Linked DNA regions of Homo sapiens: region 1 is linked to region 2. Evidence: read pairs that join two places in POLR2A ChIA-PET (ENCODE). Cell type or tissue: PC-9. All regions are shown on one strand. Links, peaks and the distances in the headings refer to the core of each region. The heading gives the core; the rest is flanking DNA. Region 1 overlaps SIPA1L1 (signal induced proliferation associated 1 like 1). Region 2 has its middle 150 kb from the start of SIPA1L1.

Region 1 (5,382 bases), core at 83-5,082, 200 kb after region 2:
CCCACCTGCCCTCCATTCATTCCTGAATCCCTTTTTCTTAACAGCCTGTCCTTTTTCTTTGCAATAGCACTGTATTAGTCAATTCTTGCACTAGTATAAATAAATACCTGAGACTGGGTAATTTATAAAGAAAGAGATTTAATTGATTCACGGTTCCACAGGCTGTACAGGAAGCATGACAGCTTCTGGGGAGGCCTCAGGAAACTTTTAGTCATGGCAGAGGGAAGCAGGCACGTCTTGCATGGCTGGAGCAGGAGGAAGAGAGAGAGTGGGAAGGTGCTATACACTTTTAGATAACCAGATCTCGTGAGAACTTGAGAACAGCACCAAAGGGATGGTGCTAAATCATTCATGAAGGATCTACCCCTAAAATCCAGTCACCTTGCACCAGGCCCCACCTCTAACACTGGGAATTAAAATTGAACTTGAGATTTGGGTGGGGACACAGATCTAAACCATATCAAGCATGTATCCCCTCTGACCTTATGGTATGGTTTGGTTGTGTACCCACCCAAATCTCATCTTGAATTGAGGTTCTCATATTCCCCACATATTGTGGGAGGGACCCAGTGGGAGGTAACTGAATCATTGGGGCAGGTTTTTCCTGTGCTGTTCTCATGATAGTGAATAAGTCTCATGAGATCTGATGGTTTTATAAAGGGCAGTTCCCCTGCACACGCTCTCTTGCCTGCCGCCATGTAAGATGTCACTTTGCTCTTCCTTCACCTTCCGCCATGATTGTGTGGTCTCCCCAGCCATGTGGAACTGTGAATCCACTAAACCTCTTTTTCTTTATAAATTACCCAGTCTCGGGTATGTCATTATTAGCAGCATGAGAACAGACTAATACACCTTATATGTACATCTCCTCCATATAATTTGTCTATTATGGTTTCTATTTATGGTGTGTCATCTTCTTCAGTAGAGCATATGAAGGCAGGGACTTTTGTCTGTTTATATATCCCCAGGATGAAAAATAAAAAGTGCCTGCCACATAGTAGATAATAAATGTGTTGAATGAATGAACTTGGCAAAAGCAGCTGCTTTTTGGGATTCCTACTGGTAAAATGACAGATTCTCAGTCCTACTGGTTGTTTTTTTAATTGACTTAATTGAGGATGGCAAAATCATCAGTTGGTATATAAAGAAAGTAAGTGCATGAGTTGTGTTGTATACAGTTTTCTGGAACCTCCTTGCTTGTTTGGCAATAAACAGGGAACTCAGATTCAGATGAAGAGTCATGAGATTATGCAGATATTATCAATGGAACTGGTTCTTTAGATCTTAAAATCGAGAGTACTAAATGATAAAAATGCATACAGAGATTCTCAGATACAGACTTGGACATGTAGCTGATTTTTAACATAAGTGGTTTAAAAGGTTTTTGTTGTCAACATTGTGGCCCAAAAAGTTGAGTTTCAGGGTATGAGGGTACTGTGGTGATGGAGGATGGATGAGGAAGGAAGTGAAGGCATCAAGATCTCCCATCTTGTGAGAGTTGAACAGTGCTTCGGGGTCATCTAGATGTGAGAGTACATTTCTACTAATCTAAACTTTTTACAAAATGCTAAAACATGAGACAAAGCGATAACATTTAATGAAGATAAAGCTTATAATGTTCTAAAGGTTTCAGATAAGCTGATGGTAGTCTTCTATTGAGTTCTAGGGCGTAAGGTAGTTTATGAATGGTTATTTTTATTATCTAAAGATATATTTGACCTTTAGAATTCAGTGACAATAAAGATGATAGATAATGTCTTAGGAAGATATTAAGAAACCTAGAAAATACTATAGAAATCAGATATGCCAACTTTTTATATGAGCCTAAGTCCAAAGCTTACACGACCTGCCCAGTATCTATCACACAGCTAGTTAACGGCAGAGTTGGGATGAATTTTTGTCACAGATTTTCACTGAAGTATCAATAGGAGACGAATGTACAAGCCTCTCTTTGGAGATAACCCAGGGAGCAATTACGAACTTGTTTTGAGGTCTGCATTTTATCTTAAAAATTTCAAAAGTCACGCAGTTATTTCATCCTATACAAAGTATTTATGTCTTTCTCTTTTTATGTGTGTAAGTATGTGCATTATTTTAGTCTTGCAAAAATGTGCTTACTTGAGGAATTGCCTTTTGGAAGTTGAGAAAATGAACAGAATGAGAGATCACTGTTGATTATTGTCTTAGAAGAAGTGTCAGCAAATCAAAGTTTTAAAGAAACTGAAATGAGGAAATGTATCTACTTGATCTGTTCTAAAATTACATTAGAGGAAATTAATGATAGCACAGTGAAAAAAACTTAGAAAATATTTTAAACCTTAAGAAAGGATTGTTATTTATGCCATTCTTCGTAAGGGTAGTAAGACATCATATTTTGTGTCTTTTTCCTAGATGTACTGGTTTTGGCAGCAGTTTTTGAAAAGAGAGATGATTTGTATATATAGTTTATATATATTTTTTTTTCCTGAGGATAAAATTATACTGGTATGGAGAAAGACAGCAAACCTCACTGTACCCTTCCCCCTTCACTAGGGATATGATAAAGGTTTTTACTTCTTAATCTTTTATGTAAATTTTGCTTTTGCAGCACATGGTTAAATGAGATATTGATCATGCAACTGAGTTGTAACTCAATTTTAGTATACTCCAAAATGTAGTTTTCACAGTTGATAAGAAAGCAGGTGTACTATTAGGAGCACTGGGCTGGCAGTCAGGAGGTTTTGACTTAATTTTATTGGTAAAATTAAGAGTATTACAGTGGTAATGGGGTATTGGGTCTTTTTTGGCTCTACAAGCTTATGGTCTGTATTTGTTCATGATATGCTTAGTGCTTCCATACATATACTTTCTAAAATTCACATTTACAAATAGTGTGTGTGTATTTCACATTTCAGTGGCTCCATGTAACAACAGTTCCCTTGAGATGGCTATCTGAGAACCTGGGCCCCTCACTTTATCCTGGTCAACGGGTTTTCCTGTGTGACTACCAGATAAGTCATTACGTAAGAACTTGCTGTGCAGTCACTGGTGGCCTATCAAGGGCCTTTTTCTACTACGTGGGGTGAACTGTATGAGCCTTTTAGCAGTTTTTGAGAAAAAAGCCTCCTGAGACCTTAGGATTTTTAAGTGGGCCTGGAATCTTTAGGAACTGGACAGTAGCTACCCCTGAGCAGTTTGCCATGTGGGGTCCTTACATCACCATTGGAAGCAGCTGCCTGAATTTTTATTGTCTTGCACTAGCAGGTTTTCCAGTGCTTTAAGGATTTAAGATTCAGTTGGGCAGCAGTGTATGCACAATTGTTTTACCATGCTAGTATCATGTACTAGTGGTCTTTTCTCACTGAAGGCATACTGTTGCGTGTGATATTTTCAGTTAAATGCGTCACACTAGCTAATTTAGTAGCTTTAGGTGGACACGCAGACATACCCTACAGAAATATTGGGTTCATACTCCATTCTGGTGGAGTCACATGTTTAGAAGTTCACATGTGGTCTCTGTTGGCGGCCCGTCATGGCAAATGGTGAGTGCCATGTGGCTGGGGAAGAGATGCTGCTGTGTTCAAGGAGCCGGCATGTGTGTTGCCACTGGAGTTTCGTACTTGAGAGATGAGTTTGCTGTTTTTTTAGAAATCAGCTCCACAATCAGAGATAGTTTTAATGCCCTTGAATTATTTTGTGATTTAGCTCGTACTATTTATCACATCTTTTGGATTTGAAGTTTTAAAAAATGGGCAGTTTGATCAAGTATGGTGTAGATAGAATAAACCAAAGGTTCCCTGTGAAAGACTTCCTTTGAGGCTAGAGAAAGCCTTTATTCCTCTTTCATTCCACTAAGGTATGGCAGTGTTAAAGCAGATGGAAGGCTGGGGTTTGAGCTGAAGTTGTGTGAAAGCTTCACCAGCCAATTGGCTGACTCTAATGGTGAGACAGGAAGAACCACCCACGTTTTCCATTTTGGATTTGAGTCACAGAAAACAGGTTTCCTGCAGAAACCATTTGGCTTTAACAAATTTACGGAAATTTCATCTTTGATCAAATTGATATTTTTATCTGCATTGTACATGTATCTCAAATTAATTATTTCCCCCTTTTCAATCTTTGCATGTATTTCAGATGAATTATTTCCCCCTTTTCAATCTTTAGGTGAAATTTCCAATTAAAATATCCTGTAGTGTTGACTGTAGTCTAATTTCCAAGATTTTTATGAAAAGTAGAATCAAAGGACTATACTTTCAGGTAACGATGTAATTTCACTTTATCTTAATAATTCACAGATACTTTTGCAGGAGTCTGGAGTTTCTCAGGCTTCTGTAATAGAAGTATAGGTGAATTTTTTGAAAAGTGGCAACTTGAATTCTCCAGACAGATTTCCATCTGTTTGGTATTAGCTGAGGTGTTAGTGGGGTTGGTTACTTAAAACAATTAGAGAAGCAATATGTAATGGCAGTTACGTGTGCACACACACGCACACTCACAGTCTCACTCATTTAAAATGGCTTGTAAAACTGTATTTACCTTTTTTGGGAAAGGGATTATCCTTTCTTCTAATACTTATCACCTTCATCCAGTGATTGATTGATCAAGCTGTCATCAGTCAATCTGTTTTCTGTTTGCTTAAAGCTTAAAGACATGGATGGTTTTAAGAATAATTTCTCTACCTCTCTGTGGCATACCAAAGTACTATAATAGTTCTGGGTATGAGAAGACTGTAGAAAAAGATCTGTACTTGAAATAATTTGGAATTTACAGAGCTTGTATTTAGAAATGAGTTTTCCCTAGGAGGAAAGGGAACTATGCCAAACAAAGACAGAAACAACGTAATCACCCTCCCCTCCCATCCAGAAAACCACATTGCATAGAAAAAATTGTGCTGAGTTGAGATTGTCATAGTGTTTCTGGATACAAGTGAAAACATATTTTAGAGAAGTAACACATTGGCTTTTTAAACAACTACCTAATTTGCCTAATTGATCATGAGGTACTGAATCACTTATAAGTTAGTTTTTGAGCCTCTTTAGGATGCTTAATTTTCAAGCTCAAAATGTGTAAAGGTCAATTTTAAATGATTGTCATCTTTTGAAGAAGGACATTGGCAACTGAGTAAATAATCCACAAATCACTGATTAGTAATGTGTTGTAGGATGACTCCTATAGCAGATTTTATTTCCTAACTATATTACCAGTTAACAGAAATTAGTTTGCAAAACTTGAATGCACCAGCAAAGTGTCAGCCCAGAAACAGGCTTGGGATTTATAACAAGGTACAGATGATGTGTGGACCTATTTTCTTTCTAGTCCCGGGATCAGCCTTAATCAGATCCTGTAATTACTTCTTTACTAGTTTCCCTCCATCAGTTCTTCTTTCCTGTTTCCCTTGCTAGA
Region 2 (5,382 bases), core at 119-5,118:
GGATAGTTTTCCTTATTATATGTCAGGTCACCCTTAACAGCCATAGCAGCTTGTCAAGGGCACAGCCCAGGGATACCGAACAGATCCTTCAGTGTCAGGCAGGTGGGGAGAAGGTGCTGAACGCGGAGGTAGAACACCAAGGGAAAAGGGCCACACTTTCTAGTTCTCTATATAGGAAGACCAGTTCCTGGTTAATCAGATAGTCTGCCTGCCTGCCCGCCTGGCTGCTTCCTAGGTACCCACAGTTCTCCAAAAACAGGCCCCAAGGAATGTAACCCCTTCTCTGAACTCTATTGCTCTGTCTTTTGCTCATGGCCCTTTCTGCCTGTGACCTCTGGATATTTTAGAATGCACAAATGTGTTGTCATTTTCAGAGTATTTGCTTTTCTTTCACTTCCTGTAGCCTCTACTATGTCCACCAAGTGTGTAGCACACAGCAGATGCTAACGGGCACGGTGCACTGCACATCTCTTTCCTTATCAAAGGCACATACGGACCCTCCATTCTTCAGACATGCGCTCAACATCCCCCTTCTACATTTCCTCCCACATAGACTGTGATCTCTCTCTCCGCTCATCTCCACCCACTATGATCCTACCCACACTTTCAGACACAGCTCTGATGCCACCCTCTCCAAGGGAGTTTCTTCTCCCTACTGGCATGTGTCTCCCTATTCCTAAGCAGTTTTTCTCTGTATTGGGGCCTCCTTTTTACCCTGCCATGGCCCACGGGTATTTACACTTCACATTGCCCAGGGTAGTGGGCTCCCAAAGACAAGAACCTGGTCTTCATCACCTCTGTCTGTGTCCAAGGCACCTAGTGATGCTAAGCACATGTTCTCTGGCTCAGGCAATGGCAAAGTGAGCTCAGGGGTGGCTTTTTCTGCCTTCAGCAGCAAATTCTGTCTTGTTTGCTGTTGGCAGCACTTCAGGGCCCATCACCTGCAGGAGTCAGACCTCAAAGGTGCTGAGCAGGGGACATATGGCGCTTGTCCTCTCCCGACTAAGGGAGTCCTTGGTGAATGGCTGATCTCAGCTGGAGCATGTCCCTTTCTGCTTAATCAGCTGTTCCTTACATTCTCTGCTGGTGGGAGGCGGGGTGGGGGGTGAGAGGGGGGTGGTAAGTGAGGCAGCTGCTGCCTTTGCTATGGCTATGATTCTGACCTGCAGCCACTGCAGGATCTGGAGCCGGGACCTGATGTCGAGGCCTAGAGTCCCTCAGTGCACACCCAGAGAGCCCAGTGGGTCGCATGAGCTTCTGCTGGGAAAAGGCCTGGCCTTTCCTGTGCAGGTGGATGCTCCAGGAGAAGGAGCAGAAGCTTCATAGCGGCAGAGAAACTCTAGATGCAAGCTGCTCAACTTGTGGTCCACGAACCACCAGCAAGGACACCAACACATGAAGCTTATTAGACACACAGAATCCAGGGTGTCATCCCAACCTCCGGAATCAGAACCTGCATTTTAGGGAGAGCTTCTAAGTCATGCGTATGCACATTAAAGTGTTAGAATCACTGGTCAGTTAATAGCCAGGCTCATTTGTAAGTGTCCAGCCCTACTGCTGCAAACCAGTATATGAATTTGCAACAGCTACAATTAAGCACATCGTTAATTCAACCTGGAATGCTCTAAGGCAATATAGCTGAGAGTTGGATGGTGTTTGATTGTTTTATAGCAAGAGACCAGAAATGCTCAAATGCTGCCTTATTTTTCACACACACAAAGTGACAAGTACAGAGTAGGAATGAATATACCATTTTATTAATAGCTGAGCCAGAACCCAGTAACCTCTTTGCAGAATGGTGGTAAAAGCTGGGTGGGCGTCCACAAGCCATACAGCCTCATCCTACACCTGAATCTCAGTCTCAGGCTGCATGGAAAAAGGAACCTGAGGGCAGAGCTCCCTGCCAGGGCTTGCCCTTGGGCTGACTCTCAGTCACCCTCCCTCACAGGCACAGCGATAGTGGGGAGAGACAGGCAGGAATGTGGGACTGAGCATGCGATGATCCTGCTCACCAGTAAAGGGAGAAGATGAATGTCTGGAAACTCTGACCAATCTGATAAGCAATGCCTTCTCCCTCAGGGCCACCAGGAAGGCCCAGCCAGAGGCAGCCCCGGCACAGCTGCAACAGGGAGGGTGTGGCAGTAGAAATCGGCTTCATAGGTCTTTCATGGCCGCAGCCCCTGTGCTGGCTGAATGCTGAGTCCTCAGTGGACATCTTGTCCTTATCTACTCACGTGTCCCTAAACACTTGCTTTTGAGATACTTTCCTTTTTTTAAATTGCTTTATTGAGGGAAATGTACATACTATAAAATTCACCCATTTTAAGTGCACAGTTTAGTGACTGTATCTATGATTGCTGATACAGTTTATTGTCAGGGTTGTGCAACATCCCCACCACCTAATTTCAGAACATTCCCATTACTCCAGGAAGGAACCGCATGCCCACTTCCTGTCACTGCCCCCTGAACCCCAACTCCCGGCAACTACAGATCCACTTTCTGTGTCTCTAGGCTGGACTTTCCTGAGTGTCCAGACGCTTTGGCGTTCAGGAACTTTCCTTATCTCGATTTCCTTATCCCTCTCATCTGCCGGTGTTTTCTCCTGTCAGGGGAAGGAGTGATTTAGAAATGCCGGGAAGTAGCACAGTGCCTGGCACATGGTAGTCACGCAATACATACTTTAGACTGATAAAAACCCGGGCTGCCATTTTAAGAGTATTTGCGTCTTGTAAGGGTGGAAAGGGGTGATCTCAAATGAATGAGCCCTTTAATGGGAGTATTTCAGACCCCGTAGCTCTCACAAACCCACACCACTGGGAAGAGTTTCCCCTGCCATGGGTGAGACTGGCATGCTCCTTGACTCTGAGGATGTCATGTCTTTTAGAACAAGGTGCTCCCTGTCCACAAAGTCTTCAGATTCAGAACCATTTCACCCCCAATCCCTGACTCCTTGCTTATCAGCACCTGCCCTGCCCTTTGACTCCCGGGGTCAACAGAGTCTCTCTCGCACTCTACAGGTTCCCACTTCTCCAGGATTTTGAGTCTGAGTTCCTGCCCATTTTCCCCAGCCTGCCAGGCCCTCTGATGTGGAATTTTATTGTGCAGATTGCCTGGCAAATCTTCCAGCCCTTTTCCAGGAACCCTCCTTCTTTTGGGCAGCACTTACCTTCCTGCAACAGTTATTAAGTAACTGTCTTTCTGCTTCAAATTAACCTGCTCTATCCTGCTCTGGGAGGTGGAGGCTGGAACTTCATGAGCAAATTTCTGCTTTCCCAGCTGCAAAGCTTTTCCTGCTGAGGCTCTGCACATAGGGGGCATTAGAGAGACGCAGAAAGGCAAGAGAAGGTGAAGGAATTTGCTGCTGCTTAGGGTTTTCTGTCTACTTGTGTTCTGAATTTTATTTTAAGCTCTATTGAGGTATAATTTACATACTGTAAATTCACTCCTTCTAAGCTTCTTAGTGTACCATTTAATAATGTTAGTATACTGACAGAGCTGTGCAACCATAGCTACAATCAGATCTTACACTATTTTCATCACTCCCTAAAGTAACTCTGTGCCAGCCTCATCCCCACCCTAGGTGACCATTAATCTACTTTCTGTCTCTGCAGTTTTGATTTTTCTGGACACTTCATTTAAATGGAAGCATACACTTCACTTGGTGTCCTGTTGCATATGACTTCTTTTACTTAGTGTGATATTTGTGAGGTCTATCTGTGTACTAGTATCAGTATTCTGTTCCTTTTTTTTTTTTAGATAGGGTCTCACTCTCTCACCCAGGCTGGAGTGCAGTGGCACCATCTCGGCTCACCGCAAGCTCTGCCTCCCAGGCTCAAGTGATTCTCCTGGCTCAGCCTCCCAAGTAGCTGGGATCACAGGCGCGTACCACTACTGCTGGGTTAATTTTGCATTTTTAGTAGAGATGTGGTTTCACCATGTTAGCCAGGCTGGTCTCGAACTCCTGACCTCAAATGATCCACCCACATCGGCCTCCCAAAGTGCTGGTGAGAGGTGACAGCGTGCTGGCAGTCCTCACAGCCCTCGCTCGCTCTCGGCGTCTCCTCTGCCTGGAAGCCCACTCTGGCCGCGCTTGAGGAGCCCTCCAGCCCACTGCTGCACTGTGGGAGCCCCTTTCTAGGCTGGCGAAGGCCGGAGCCAGCTCCCTCAGCTTGCAGGGAGGTGTGGAGGGAGAGGCGCGGGCGGGAACCGGTGCTGCGGGCGGCGCTTGCAGGCCAGCGCGAGTTCCGGGTGGGCGTGGGCTTAGCGGGCCCCGCACTCGGAGCGGCCGGCGGGCCGCAAGCCCCGGGCAGTGAGGGGCTTAGCACCTGGGCCAGCAGCAGCTGTGCTCAATTTCTCGCCTGGCCTTAGCTGCCTCCCCGCAGGCCGGGCTCGGGACCTGCAGCCCGCCATGCCTGAGCCTCCCCACACTCCGTGGGCTCCTGTGCCGCCCGAGCCTCCCCAACGAGCGCCGCCCCCTGCTCCACGGCGCCCAGTCCCATCGACCACCCAAGGGCTGAGGAGTGCGGGCGCACGGCACAGGACTGGCAGGCAGCTCCACCTGCGGCCCCAGTGCGGGATCCACTGGGTGAAGCCAGCTGGGCTCCTGAGTCTGGTGGGGACTTGGAGAACCTTTATGTCTAGCTAAGGGATTGTAAATATACCAATCAGCACCCTGTGTCTAGCTCAGGGTTTGTGAATGCACCAGTGGACACTCCTATCTAGCTACTCTGGTGGGGACTTGGAGAACCTTTGTGTCGACACCCTGTATCTACCTAATCTAGTGGGGACACGGAGAACTTTTGTGTCTAGCTCAGGGACTGTAAACGCACCAGTCAGCACCCTGTCAAAACAGACCACTTGGCTCTCTGTAAAATGGACCAATCAGCAGGATGTGGGTGCTACCAGATAAGAGGATAAAAGCAGGCTGCCCGAGCCAGCAGTGGCAACCCGCTCGGGTCCCCTTTCACACTTGCTCTTTGCAATAAATCTTGCTGCTGCACACTCTTTGGGTTCACACTACCTTTATGAGCTGTAACACTCACCGCGAAGGTCTGCAGCTTCACTCCTGAAGCCAGCAAAACCACGAACCCACCAGGAGGAACGAACAACTCCAGACGCGCCGCCTTAGGAGCTGTAACACTCACCGCGAAGGTCTGCAGCTTCACTCCTGAGCCAGTGAGACCACGAACCCACCAAAAGGAAGAAACTCCGAACACATCCGAACATCAGAACGAACAAACTCCGGGCACACCGGCTTTAAGAACTGTAACACTCACCTCGAGGGTAGGCGGCTTCATTCTTGAAGTTAGTGAGACCAAGAACCCACCAATTCCGGACACACTGGGATTACAGGTGTGAGCCATCAACCGTGCCTGGCCCCTT

What was found. ChIA-PET counts read pairs that join two places held together with the same protein. Peaks named below come from ENCODE experiments on the same cell type or tissue, not always from the same donor. Only the 100,000 strongest peaks of a DNase experiment are listed, where the experiment ranks them.
Region 1: POLR2A ChIA-PET joins it to region 2 with 5 read pairs; 2 of 35 experiments call an interaction of 5 or more read pairs at or near these places.

Annotation. Positions count from the first base shown.
Region 1 is chr14:71,358,566-71,363,947 of GRCh38, forward strand. The region is part of intron 2 of SIPA1L1 (signal induced proliferation associated 1 like 1); the gene reads left to right. Among named protein-coding and RNA genes, the nearest start is that of SNORD56B, 37 kb to the right of the region's middle. In PC-9, for the core only: no CTCF peak of the experiment used is centred there; a DNase peak (open chromatin) is centred at 2,996.
Region 2 is chr14:71,163,352-71,168,733 of GRCh38, forward strand. No RefSeq gene overlaps it. Among named protein-coding and RNA genes, the nearest start is that of SIPA1L1, 150 kb to the right of the region's middle. In PC-9, for the core only: no CTCF peak of the experiment used is centred there; a DNase peak (open chromatin) is centred at 2,040.